2 separate regions of the Homo sapiens genome follow, and region 2 is linked to region 1. Evidence: chromatin contacts called from ENCODE Hi-C or POLR2A ChIA-PET data. All regions are on one chromosome and are shown on one strand. Each heading gives the region's core, a stretch centred on a gene start or an enhancer-like site at or near the end of the contact. The rest is flanking DNA. Distances are from core to core; before and after follow the strand shown.

Evidence for each region. A loop is a pair of places that touch in the nucleus more often than their neighbours do. ChIA-PET counts read pairs that join two places held with the same protein, here RNA polymerase II (POLR2A). Pooled maps may share reads with other maps.
Region 2: a map of K562 shows a loop between it and region 1 (3-fold over the local background). The contact joins the promoter of PRAME here to the promoter of CCDC116 in region 1. A Hi-C loop is called at or near these places in 1 of 168 maps with a recorded cell type or tissue (K562) and 1 of 50 pooled maps. POLR2A ChIA-PET finds 5 or more read pairs at or near these places in 1 of 52 experiments (K562).

The regions. Positions count from the first base shown.
Region 1 is chr22:21,631,211-21,637,583 of GRCh38, reverse strand. It overlaps CCDC116 (coiled-coil domain containing 116), which reads right to left and starts at 4,824. Exons shown (of 5, transcript NM_152612.3): 1 at 4,757-4,824; 2 at 4,331-4,464; 3 at 3,014-3,562; 4 at 2,318-2,899; 5 at 255-1,152. The coding sequence starts at 4,402. The coding sequence ends at 514. RefSeq lists an enhancer at 4,593-5,092.
Region 2 is chr22:22,556,578-22,563,248 of GRCh38, reverse strand. It overlaps PRAME (PRAME nuclear receptor transcriptional regulator), which reads left to right and starts at 3,984. Exons shown (of 6, transcript NM_206956.3): 1 at 3,984-4,278; 2 at 5,669-5,704; 3 at 6,340-6,437. The coding sequence starts at 6,417. It overlaps LL22NC03-63E9.3 (a long non-coding RNA gene), which reads right to left and starts at 3,906. Exons shown (of 3, transcript NR_027426.2): 1 at 3,842-3,906; 2 at 277-386. It also overlaps IGL. RefSeq lists an enhancer at 3,773-4,067.

The DNA of each region.
Region 1 (6,373 bases), core at 3,575-6,074:
GTTAAAGCCATTCTCCTGCCTCAACCTCCCAAGTAGCTGGGATTACAGGCACCTGCCACCACACCTGGCTAATTTTTGTATTTAGTAGAGACAGGGTTTCACCATGTTGGCTAGGCTGGTCTCCAACTCCTGGCCTCAAGTGATCTGCCCACATCAGCCTTTCAAAGTGTTGGGATTACAGGCATGAGCCCGGCCAAGACTTCATCTTAAATATAAATAAACAAATAAGTAAATAAATAAAATGGCGGCTGAAATCTCAGGACAGCAAACCTGTGTCCCAGCAACACAGGCTTTATTTCTATTTCTTTCACTGGCTCCCTTGAGAGTCTCAGCAGAGCTCCTCGTGGGCATTCAGCCTGTGGTGACTCCTGCTCTTGGCAGGGGCTGGTGTGATGTGCAGCAACTCTGACAGAGCAGGGAATCGAGTGGCTAGTGGGGACTTCATGGTGGGTCACCGTGGCCCACGTCCACGGAGTGGCTGACCGAGGCCTCCTCTCCAGGCTCTGGGAGGCTCTAGACTCCATCCTCATCCTTGTCCTCATCCTGGTCTTCATCCTTGAACTCATCCTCATCTTCATCTTCAATCTCGGCTTTATCACGGCCCTCATTGTCCATGTCCTTGGACTTGGGGGGACTGGAACCCATGCCGGTGCAGGCAGACATGTAGAGCTTGGGCTCCAAAGGGCTGAGCTGCCGGCTGGCTGGCAAGTTGGTGTAGAGGGAGCGGCAGGGCTCTGTGGCCTGGTCCTGGGCAGTGTGGGTGGCTGGTTCCTGCTGCACAGAGGGTGTCTCTGTGCTGCAGTGGGAGGTGCTGAGCCGGGAGGCCTGCCGGGCCCTTTTGGACTCCTCCAGTTTACGCAGCAGGCAGCTCCGGTGGGTCTCCGAGGACAGGTGGATGCGGGAGCCTTTTACCTTCTTTAAGCCCAGGGAAAGGTCCCTGAGCACGTGGGTGATGGGGAAGGAGAAGAAGCCCAGCTGCTTACTGAGGTCCTTTTCGAACTCGTACTTGCGGATGACCAAGGAGGCTGCCTGCTGGGTCAGGAAGTCGGCGAGCTCCTCATAAAGGCGGTTGGAGAAGTGAGACATGCTGGACTTCGACGAGATGGAGGGCAGCGGCTTCTTCTTCGTGAACCTGCTGCTGCTGCAGGGGCTCTGCATAGCAGCCGGGGAGGGAAAGGGACACATGTCACACCTGCCAGCCCCATCCCTCTGTGACACCCCTTCCAGCCACTGTGCCCTCCTCAGAGCCCTGCCAGCCCTGCCCATCACAAACATGAATGGGTACCCTTAGTGTGACAAACACATTTGCCACACGAAGGGTACAGCCTTACCACACCTGCTATGCTGTTGCACTCAACTGCCCACTCTCATGCTCACCTCGCCATCACACCTCCTACAACTGTTGGGCCTGGGGCAAGGGCAGGGACCTGTCACAGGGTAAGGCTAATCTGAGCCTTGACAACTGGGTTTGGGCAGGCTCCTGCCCAGGCCTGTGCCCAGAGACAGCTGCAGGGGCCTTGATGGCTGAGGAAAGGGTCGAGGGACCGTGCTGGAGACCCACCAGTGTGAGGCCACCTACGTCTTGTACACATCCTCCCTGGGCAACTTCCCCTCAGCAAAGTCCAGGGACTGGAGAGTCCTGCTCGAGGCAGCTGGATTCAAGGGAGCTAGACCTAGGAGGCAAGGCCCCGGCTGGGCTTGGGCTGCTGTCCACAAGGGACGGGACTTTCCACCCCCATGTAGGAGCGTCTCTAGATTCACATACAAACGTTAGAAAAAATACCCAGCATAAAAAATAGCCTTTATTTATCTGTGACAACACCTGGTAATAGCTAGGCCAGGATTCATGGGCCCCCATCAGCTTGACCCCTGCCCAGGAGGTTTCCACAGTGCAGGGCAAGAGACCTTGACCTTGAGCACCTGTTAGTGACAGTGGCTGCTAGGAGTGGTGGGTCAAGGAGCCCTTCTCCTGCAAACTCATGCCCGGTCCTACTTTTGAGGAGGTCACCTCTGGACACAGTGAGGCGGGAGATGAAGAGGCAACTGGAGAGAGCTCAGGGAGAAGGTAGCAGGAAGAGCGGGGGTAGGGGGAGGAAAGTGGAGGTGTGACAGGGCCCCTGAGGTGGCCCTGGCTGCAGGCCACCTCCACCACAATCCCTGGCGTGGGCAGGGTGAGGTGCAGGCCCTGCCAGGGCTGGGCCCTCTGGCTGGAGCTCAGGGAAACAGGTGGGTTTTGTAATTTGGGATCTGAGTCAGGTGCCTCCTCCCTGGAGTGGAGTGAGGGGCTGGGGACATTGGGCTTCTCCGTGGGTGTCACCTTGAGTTTGAATCTGGTGGCCACCTGGGCACTAGACATGGAGGGGGAGCCTCCTCTGTCCTTGCGTTTTCTCTGAAGCATCTTGGGGCTGGAGACTGTGGGGCGGGGGGAAGCATAGGGCTGCCCGCCATTGGTGGGTTTAGCTGGCTCAGAGCCCAGAGGCGGCAGATCTGAGGTGGGCTCCAAGCTGGTGGGGAACAGAGGACGGCCGTCGCGGCAGTGGGCGCCACGGAGCTTATCCACAGCCTGGCTGACCACGCTTTGCAGGGCAGGGAAGAGGCGGTGGTCAGCCAGGAAGTTCAGCGTGCGATGGGGCTCACGGAGCGGACAGTAGCCAGGCAGGTCGAGGGACTCCAGCTGGCTCAGTAATGACTTGATCTCCTTATTGAACTCTCGCTTGCGGAAGATTGGCTCCTGTTCTCCAGGCCTCGGCTCTGATGCTTCAGGCACGCCAGAGCTTGAGCCCAGCAGCCCTGAGAACCAGGACAAGGGCTGCTCCTGTGTCCACTGAAAGCTGGTCTGGCTACCCAGCGAATCCCACAGCAGGGAGTCCCTCTGGGAGCAGGACTGACTGAGGCCTTTCTGCAGAAAGAGGGTGACTCTGTGAAGTGTTCAGGAGCAGCCAAGCCAGGGCTGACCCTAGCCCTGGGCTCTCCATGGGAGTCCACCCCACCCAGCCATGGCCCTGGCTCTCACCCCTTCCCTCTCCAGCTGTAGCAGCCGCTTGAGGTTCTTCTCCAGCAGGAGTTTGTCCCTCACAGGTGGCAATGAGCCTTGGGCACCTAGGTCACTGTCCCGGCTGTGGGAGCCCAGACAGCCGGCCATGAGGCTGCTATGGCAGTTGGACATGGAGCTGGAGCTGGATGGGTAGTTGTTGGGGTGTCCAGTGCAGAGGGTCGGCCGTACACGGTGCCGGTGTACGGTGCTGAGGCTGGGCCGGGCATGTGCCCGCCGTCCACCACTTGGCACCTCCACTGGGTCCTGCACCTCCACAAGCGGCACCCCAGCCTCCGTCTTCATGGCAGCCATGCGCTCAGTCGCCTTCTCCACCACTGTCTCCAGGCTGTCCAGGACCTGGCTCTCAGTTAGGAAATCCAGAAAGTGGCCAAAGGGCTGAGGGTGCCTCTTGTTTCGGCGTTGGCCCTGGAGTGCTGAGCTGCCACATGTGGATGGTGGGTGTGGCACACGGCCCGGCTTGCAGGCTGGCCGCATTTCTGGGACCAGTGGCTTCTTGGGCAGCTGCACCTGAGCAGACAGGTATGTCACAGGGGGCAGGGGTGCCCTACAGGTGAAGGGTTCCCTGGGGTAACACTAGGACCTGGGTGGGAGTGAGTAGTGGAAGGAGCTGCATTTTGGAGTCTGGAAGCCCTGGGTTTGGACCCTGGCTCTGCCACCTACAGCCTGATGCCAGTGTGCAAGATGGCCCCTCTTGAGGTCCAATGTCCTCATCTGCAAAGTGGAGGTCTATTCAGGGTCACCCCGAAGCTTTCCTAACACCTACATTTCACACACACAAGTCCTGGCTAAGGAGTCTGCAAGCCTGCTTCTGCCCTGACACGTGGCAGGATGAGCAATCATGAATCTCTCGGAGTCTCCCTCCAGCTCCTCATCTGTCCATGCAGCAGGCCATCCCTGTATCCATGGCAGGGCTGCAAACAACATCTGAGGTCTTGAGTGCAGACAACACCTGAGGTCTTGAGCCCTGTGCTACCCGGGCCTGTTTCTCCAACTTGAGCCATAGGCACCTAGTCAACTCCATGCTCCCACTCTAGGGTCCCAGTCCACCCAAGCACCTTCTGGGTCGCTGGAAGTCAGGAGGAAACAAGGAATGAAATTGAGTGTGACAGGGGCAAGCAGTGGGGGACATAGGAGAAGTCAAGGCAATAAGGACTTCACTAAGAGGCCCAGAGAAGTCAATAGACAATGAGAAATGGGGGTTGTGGTCTTGGGTGCCAGGGTTGGTGGGGAACATGTTGTGGCCTCAAGGGTCGGCGCCCTGCTGGGCACACTTACCCGTGCACTGCACATGGAGTGGCTGGCCTCGTCATCGGCCAGGTAACCCGAGTGGTGGCGGCACCTGGCCATGTGGTCACCTGGCAGGTGACCGGGCCTGCTGCCCACCTCTCTCTTCAGCTGCGCATTCCTCTCTGCGTGGGGTGGGGAGACAACCTGAGGGTCTCCAATAGGTCCACGCATCTGTGGCCCTGGAGTCTGCGGGTCCCTCGCTCCCCGCACCCCGCCTCCTTCATGCATCCAGCCCTTCCTCTGCTCCATGGCCCCCATGCGTCTGCAGGCAGGCAGTTTCCAGAGTCATCGGGGTGGAATCGCTGAGGACAATCCTGTCTCCGATCATCTTTGGATCTGCGTGTGCTCGACCCGCCCTCCTCCCAAACCCTGGGCAACCTGGCTTTCACCCCAGCCCAGAATCAACAGACTCACCAGAAACACCGCCTTGCTCCGCACAGGCCAGTACAGTCTGCGCCCTCACTGGAGCAGCTGCACAGTGCGAGGAAGTCGGCTGGCGGCCTCCACTTGCTTATTTGCATACCACATCCTCATTGGTTCTTACCGAGGAGCTCGTCCACTTCCCTCTCCGACACAATGGTTGGGGGCGGGGCCCACATTGGCCCCACCTCCAATTCTCTGGGCTCTGCCCTCCCACACTCGCCTGGGAGCCGCAGGCTGAGGATGCTGGTGCCCACGCTCCCCGCTGCCGGGAGGACCCCCCACCCACCACCGAAGCTGGGGCTAGGCTCTTTGATCTGCTCCTGCCCCGAGGGGAGCCTAAAAGCCAAAGCCACGTCTTCCACCGGTGGCACAAGCACCTTCCTCGTGTCCTCCTTGGTTGCTGCGCAGCCCTGGGCCTCCTGCTCCTGTTCGTTTCCAGGGGCCTCTGCCCTTCCCGCGGTGTGCACAGCCCCAGGTTCTGCCTTGAGACCTCTCCCCTCTGCAGTGGAAAGAGTGCCGGCTCTAAGTCACAGACCTAGCTTCAGTTCCTGGCTCTGCTCTTTCCTGCCAATGTGACTCAACCTCTCAGCATTAGTCCCACACTGTAAATGGGCTTGAGTGTTCTTCCAATATGGGAGTATGGGATTCAATAAAATCTCCCTACAGCACACCCAGTAACCCAGTGGAGCCTTGTGTATTCTTTAATTAATTAATTTATTTATTTGGAGACGGGAGTCTCGCTCAGTCGCCCAGGCTGGAGTGCAGTGGCGCAATCTCGGCTGACTGCAAGCTCCGCCTCCCGTGTTCACGCCATTCTCCTGCCTCAGCCTCCCGAGCAGCTGGGATTACAGGGGCCCGCCACCACGCCCGGCTAATTTTTTTGTAGTTTTAGTAGAGATGGGGTTTCACCGTGTTAGCTAGGATGGTCTCGATTCCCTGATCTTGTGATCCGCCTGCCTTGGCCTCCCAAAGTGCTGGGATTACAGACCTGAGCCACCGCGCCCAGCGGAGCCTTGTATATTCTTACCTCCTCTCCCTCCCTCCTTTTCCCCTTTGCTCAGTAATACCCCACCATGGTGTCACTTCTTCCAAAAACCTTTTACTGTGAATTCTGCCACGCCCTACGCAATTCACAGTAAACCCCATTCCAGACTCTACCATACCATGTTGCTACTTATTTTTCTATCAGATGGTGCTTCTTTGGGGCCAGAACAGAGGCAAGTCACCCTTAATCTCTAATACTTTCAGTGTCTGGCACCAAGTAGGTGCTCAATAAATGTCAGTCTCCTCCTTCCCACCTGCAGACCCTCGGGACCTCTGACCTTTCCAAGATCAGCTTCCAGTGGAGAACGGTGGTTGGTTGAGGTCTGACAATTCACCAGTCACTATAAACACATCAGTCCTTATGCCAAGAGCATGGCTGAAGGACTCTATGAGGCTTTCAATCCTCACATGCCTCACGAAATATTGTTCCTCTCAAGCTCTGCTCTGTCCTCTCAGCTCTGGCTACCCACTAGGTCAGGGACAGAGAGGACATAGCAGGCCTGGGTGCTGGCCCCGAGGTGTGAGGTTCAGTCTTAGCTCCACTACTCCTGGCAGGACCACACT
Region 2 (6,671 bases), core at 2,735-5,234, 930 kb before region 1:
ATATGTTTATGAACTGAGTGTTTGCGTCCCCCCACCACAAATTCATATGTTGAAGCCCTAATCCCCATTGTGGCTGTATATGGAGATGGGGCCTCTAAGGAAGTAATTAAGATTAAGTGAAGTCACAAGGGTCGGGTTCTCATAACTTTCAGCATCCTTATAAGAAGAAGCACCCATGCTCTCTCTCCACACATGCGCACAAAGGGGTCACGTGAGCACAACGCAAAATGGCCTCAGCCTATAAGCTAAGAGAAGATGCCTCAGAATGACACCCACCTTGCTGACACCTTGATCTTGGACTTCCCAGCCTCCAGAACTGTGAGAAATAAATTTTTGTTGTTTAATCCATCCAGTCTGTGATATTTTGTTATGGCAGCTGAAGCAGTCTAATAAATGATAAAAAAAAAAAGTTCAAGAGAATACAGAAAAGTATTTTATAACAAACAGTGTTATCATTTTAGTGACCATTTTCTGTACATGTTAGCCCACTTATCTAAGACATTCACAAATATGAATTACTGATATCCCAGGAACCTTGTAACTCCTACTCCCCATTTCAGGCCTAGCAGAGCCCCAGGAATATGGCATCCGATTGTAAAGAACTCGAAGCAATGAATGAGTGACTGTTATGGTCATACACAATTTTACATGAATAGAATTACATTAGACAATCATTCACGTGATCTGCATTTTTTTTTCAAATATTGCAGACAGACATCATCAGTCATAAAAAAGAAGGGAATCTTGCCATTTGCAACAATACGAATGAACCTGGAGGAAATTATGTTAAGTGAAATAAGCCAGATGCAGAAAGACAAATACTGTACGAGCTAATAATATGTGGAATCTAAAAAGTGGAACTCTTTTGACATGGTTTGGTAATATAACAAATACAAAAAAAATTAAAGGAAAGGGAAAAAAGAAACACAAAAAGTGGAACTCATAGAGGCAGAGTAGAATGGTAGTTCCCAGGGGCTGTGGGTGGGAGGAATGAGAGATGTTGGTCAAAGGCTACAAAATTTTAGTTATAAGATGGTAAATCCTGAGACTCTAATATACAGCATAGTAACTATAGTTAATAATGCTATATTATTAATTGAAATTTGCTAACAGAGCACACACACATTGACTGCTGGGGTGAAAGATGTGTTAACTAATTTGATTAATCATCAAACAAGGTATATGTGGATCAATGTATATGAATTGTACACCTTGAATCCATACAATTTTTATTTGTCAATTATACCTCAAGAAACCTGGAAAAAAATCAAACATTACAGACATCTTATTGTATTTTCTGTGTCTTATCCAAAAAAAGCACCCGGAGCTCAGCAAAGCACTTGATGTTTGCCCTCACACTGTTCCTCTCCCATTCCAGTTGTCGACCAAAAGGAACCATCAGACAAAAAACACCTCCAAATTTGTTGAATTTATTCAGGAATTAGAATACAAAATTATACGCTGGGCATGGTGGCTCATGCCTGTAATCCCAGCACTTTGGGAAGTCGAGTTGGGAGCAACACTTGAGGCCTGGAGTTCAAGCCCAGCCTGGGAAACACAGTGAGACTCTCTCTACCAAAAAAAAAAAATTTTTAATAAAGTAAATACATAAATTAGCTGGGCATGGTGGTGCATGCCTGTTGTCTTAGCTACTCAGGAGGCTGAGGTGGGAGGACTGCTTGAGCCCGAGAGTTGGAGGCAGTGGTGAACTACGATTATGCACTACACTCCAGCCTGGGTGACAAAGCAAGACCCTGTCTCAAAAAATAAATAAATATAAAAATAAATATAAATTTACAAAAAAAAATTAAAAAAGAGAAAAAGCATTATAACCTAAGATGCTCAGCTATGGCAAGCCATATATGCATCTCAAGAGGGGAGGGCAAAGGGAAGGTTGTATTGGCAAAAAAAGAGATTTAAATAAGCTGCTTGCAAACAGTTCACCGGTTATGAAGACTCAAAACCACAGTTGGCATCAGTTCATTGGTGGAGACGCTGTGCCTAGGCAGGTGTTCTTTCAAAAGCATCTTATCTAAATTGTTGTGATTCCAAAACAGGAATGTCTTGCAGGGCTATTTCGAAAAGTCCCGAGACAGCCAACCCTTTTTAAAAATATAGATGGGGTCTTGCTATATCACTCAGGCTAGTCTTCAATTCCTGGCCTCAGGGGATCCTCCAACCTTGGCCTCCCAAAGTGCTGGGATTACAGGGGTGAGCCACCACACCCAGCTTCCTGAGACAGCTTTTATCTCAGCCATGTAAGCATGAGCCCTTCCCTTTCATACCCTCAGGGTTTTACTTTGGGTCAACAAATAGTGAGTTTATTTTGGTATGTGCAACTTTCAAACACCCATCGCCATAAAAGAAAGGACCAGCCTTGGCCAGGCACAGTGGCTGATGCCTGCAATCCCAGCACTTTGGGAGGCCGAGGTGGGCGGATCATGAGGTCAGGAGATCAAGACCATCCTGGCTAACACGGTGAAACCCTGTCTCTATTAAAAACAAAAAAATTAGCCAGGCATGGTAGCGGGCACCTGTAGTCCCAGCTACTTGGGAGGCTGAGGCGAGAGAATGGCATGAACCCGGGAGGCGGAGCTTGCAGTGAGCCGAGATCGCGCCACTGCACTCCAGCCTGGGCAAGAGCGAGACTCCGTCTCAAAAAAAAAAATAAATAAATAAAGGACCAGCCTCGACTGACAGTCGGCACTCCGCAGGCATCCTCCACAATCCTCTCTCCTCTCTGCCTCTTGCCCTACAACCTGGCCATGCCATGATTCCTCCCTACCTGTCCTCCTCTGTGGACTTCATGACCACGCTCTGTCCTATGAGGCTGGACCAGGGTCATGTTCACTCACTTCTCTCCCCTCCCTGCCATTTGTTCCACTCCCCAACTTGTTCTCCACGCATCGATCTCAATGGAGCAACAGCAATCAGATGATGAAAATAAATAATGGTGGCCAGTCTTCAAATGGATCCCCTTTTCAATCCCGCACTATCCATCTGCTGCCTTCTCATCAGCCCTCTGCCCCAGTTTCTTTCCCTTCTCAAACTGGACAAGCACCGTACTCCGTGAAGATGTGTGCAGCCTGTTCCCATGCCCTGAACACCATCCCTTCAAGCTCCTCTGGCTGCTCCCTGCTCAGGTCTCAGAAAAGGAGAGCTGGGCAACCCTCCCAGGGAGCCGCCCGCCTGTGTAACTTTCAGTACCAGCCTGTTTGCTTTCTTGAGATAATTAGCTACAACGGCCACTTTAAAACAATGGTCTTCTTATTTTGTTTTTTGTTTTCACCCTAAACTTTATAAAGTCAGAAATCGTAAGTCCTTGAGCATCCACAGCCACTCAAGGACGAACCTTTGCTGAATGCCTCAAGCAGAGAGGGGGAGGCTGAGTCTCTGTTTCGAAGGTGAAAACACAACGGTTTTTATCAGCCCTGTTTTATGCGACAATCCCAGGTCGAATCTGGATCAATGCAATGACTTCCTTTGCATGGACCTATGTTTTGTTCGTGCATTCATCTGTGCAGCTGGGAACCCGCAGCTCTGTTCACTGGCATGGGGATGCCTCGGGGAATGGCAGGGCAGAGCCACAAAAAGCCAGCCTCACCACGCGGCCTGTTGCTCTTAGCCACCATGCCCATCATAGCCTGTGGCAGGAGATGTTGGGGTCCCCCCCCCCGACCCCTTTCAGGAAAACAGAGTTTGTGGAGGCGGAGTACTTCCCAGGCCTGACTGATAAAACAATTCAAAAGACTCAAAGAGATTCCTCGCCTGTCCCGTCCCTTGAAGGGCCTTGAACACGGGGTCCTTCCGCTTGGCTCCTAGCCCGTCCCTCTCCCCTTACCAGGAAAGGATCCTCCCCATCTCTGCAGAAGCCTGACCATCCCCCTAGAGGGCCTGGGAGGAAGTGGGTTTTGCATACAGTCCCTGTTGACTCTAGTGCCCCCTGCTGGCCCCAGACGCGAGTTCCGGCGAGGCTTCAGGGTACAGCTCCCCCGCAGCCAGAAGCCGGGCCTGCAGCGCCTCAGCACCGCTCCGGGACACCCCACCCGCTTCCCAGGCGTGACCTGTCAACAGGTCTGTATTGGCGACAAAAGGAGCAGCCCTGAATGTAGGGAAAGCAGGGCGGAGTCCTCTGCAGGCTCGGGGGAGGGGAGGGGCGTGAATGCGTGGATTTCTGTGGAGAGTGGAAACACGGGGAGTCGAGGGGAGCATGCGCGGGCCTCAGAAAGTTCTGGGAAACCGACTCCCGGGAGCAGGGAGGAACGCGCGCTCCAGAGAGTAAGTTAATTGAATCCCGGGGGGTGGTCTCTTCAGCCCGGGGGGTTACAGAAGTAGGTAAATCCAGAGATTACCCAGCCAAGGCCAGGGGCATCTTTTCTAGACTTGCGGGGCGGGGTGGGGCGAGAACTTGAGCTCAGGGGACCCTGGAACCGGCCCCTGCACCCCGCATCCCACTGAAGAAAAGGGAGGTCGCCAGAAGCACAGACCCAGGACAGAGTCCAGACTTGGACGTCTCCGTGATCCCAGAACACCCCGTCCCACACTCCCAGTCAGCCCCCCGCCTCCCCACTGCCTCTCCATTCGCCCACCGCACCCCCTTTTTCCACCCTGCCCCCACCCTACTGTCTGGTGGGAAAGGCCGCAGCCATCACGTATTCACCCATCCCCACCCCTCACCCCCCACCTTCTGACTTTCTTTCCACATCCCCACCCCCTCCCCCACTCTCTGCCTCTTTTCCCTCCCCCTCCCCAACCCTTTGTTTTTCTTACACATCCCCACCCCTCCCCCAACCTCTGTCTTCTCTCATCCCCACCCCCACCCTGTTTCCCTTCCCCCATTCCCGCCCTGGCCCGCCTTCTGTCTCCCTTCCCCCATCCCCACCCCTCCCCCCCTTCTGTCTCCCTTCCCCCATCCCCACCCCTCCCCCGCCTTGTCTACCTTCCGCCATCCTCACCCCTCCCCCACCCTGTCTCCCTTCCCCCACCCCACCCCTCCCCCACCCTCTGTCTCCGTTCCTAATCCCCACGCCTCCACCACTCTTTGTTTCCCTTCCCCCATCCCGACCCCCCACCCCACCCTGTGTTCCTTCCTCCATCCCCCCCCACTGTCTTTCTTCTCGGTTCCCCACCCTGTCTCCCTTCCCGCATGCCCACCCCTCCCCCACCCTGTCTCCCTTCCCCCATGCCCACCCCTCCCCCACCCTGTCTCCCTTTCCCCATGCCCACCCCTCCCCCACCCTGTCTTCCTTCCCCCATGCCCACCCCTCCCCCACCCTGTCTTCCTTCCCCCATTCCTAACCCTCCTCCCGCCCCCCCTTCCCCACCCCCATCTCCCCTCCTTCCCCACCCCCATCTCCTCCCCACCCCCAGCCTCCTCTGCTCTCCAACTTCCTCTCCCCTTTTCCCCTCCTCCTGCTCCCTTCTCCTCTGCTCCTCCCCCCACTGCCCCTCCCCCACTGCCCCTCCTCCTCCCAGTCTTTGAAAACAAGCCCCTCTCGACTCTCTGGGCGACCTCACTGGATCTCGTGAGATTTTGCCCTGGAAGGACTGAGAAACGGGGATTGGTCAGACCAGGCTGCCCAGCCCCCCGGTCCCCACCGCCGCCCCCCCCGCCCCACGCAGCGGCTAGGGCGCTTAGCTGAGCCATTGTCTCGTTCTTTCCTTCCAGCAACTTCGCGGTGTGGTGAACTCTCTGAGGAAAAACGTAAGTTCGAGCCCTGATTCCTCCGCTTCCCCGCAGGGTGACCTTGGGCTTGTGCCCCCAGCACCACCCCTGTCCCGGGTCCCTGTTTTCTCTCTGGAAATGGGTTGAAGACCAAAGAAAATAATGTGCGCCACTTGGGTCACCCCGGGCCGCCTGCCCCGGAAAATTGGCCCCAGTTGAGGAGTTGTGGCTGTAAGGATGCCTTGAACCGAGGCGGCGGTGCTCGTGGTTGGAGCTCTCCAGGGTGGGTGCGCATTTGTAATGCGGTGGATGCTCTGGGACTCGGCCCCTCTGAAGGTGCTGGGGGTTGGGGACGGCCCAGGCAGTGGCGTAGGCGTCCTAGGAAGGCGGGAGCAGAGGCAGAAATGTCGCTGCAAGACCGTAGTCAGGGTCCTTGACCACAGGGGTCACTTGTGACCAACCACATGGTCTGTTGTTCCTCCTGCCCCCTGGTTCAGCCCAGGAAACACTGGTGCTCAGGTTTGGAGCCAGAGATTTGCACTGAAAGGGCGGGATTGAGTCGCCAGTTGTCAGTTTCCTCAGCAGTATTTGCGGAGGTTTTCACAGGAGGCCGTTGCTTCGTAAATATTATACATGTATTCTTCTTTTTGGAGCATTTTGATTATTACTCTCAGACGTGCGTGGCAACAAGTGACTGAGACCTAGAAATCCAAGCGTTGGAGGTCCTGAGGCCAGCCTAAGTCGCTTCAAAATGGAACGAAGGCGTTTGTGGGTAAGAAGGTCCCCTGAGCTGTCTGAGGTGCTCAGAGAAGCCCTGTTCCCCTCTGTCCTTGTCACTCGAGCCAGATGGGAGCTGCATCCTGAGGTCCCTCACAGTAGACGAAGAGGCAGGAGCCGCTTTTATTGTTTCTGGTCATTTCCACAAAAGAGCATTTCACTTCCCGTGCTGTCTTTGTATGAGAGTCAACCCTAGGGTCGGGCACGGTGGCTCATGCCTGTAATCCCA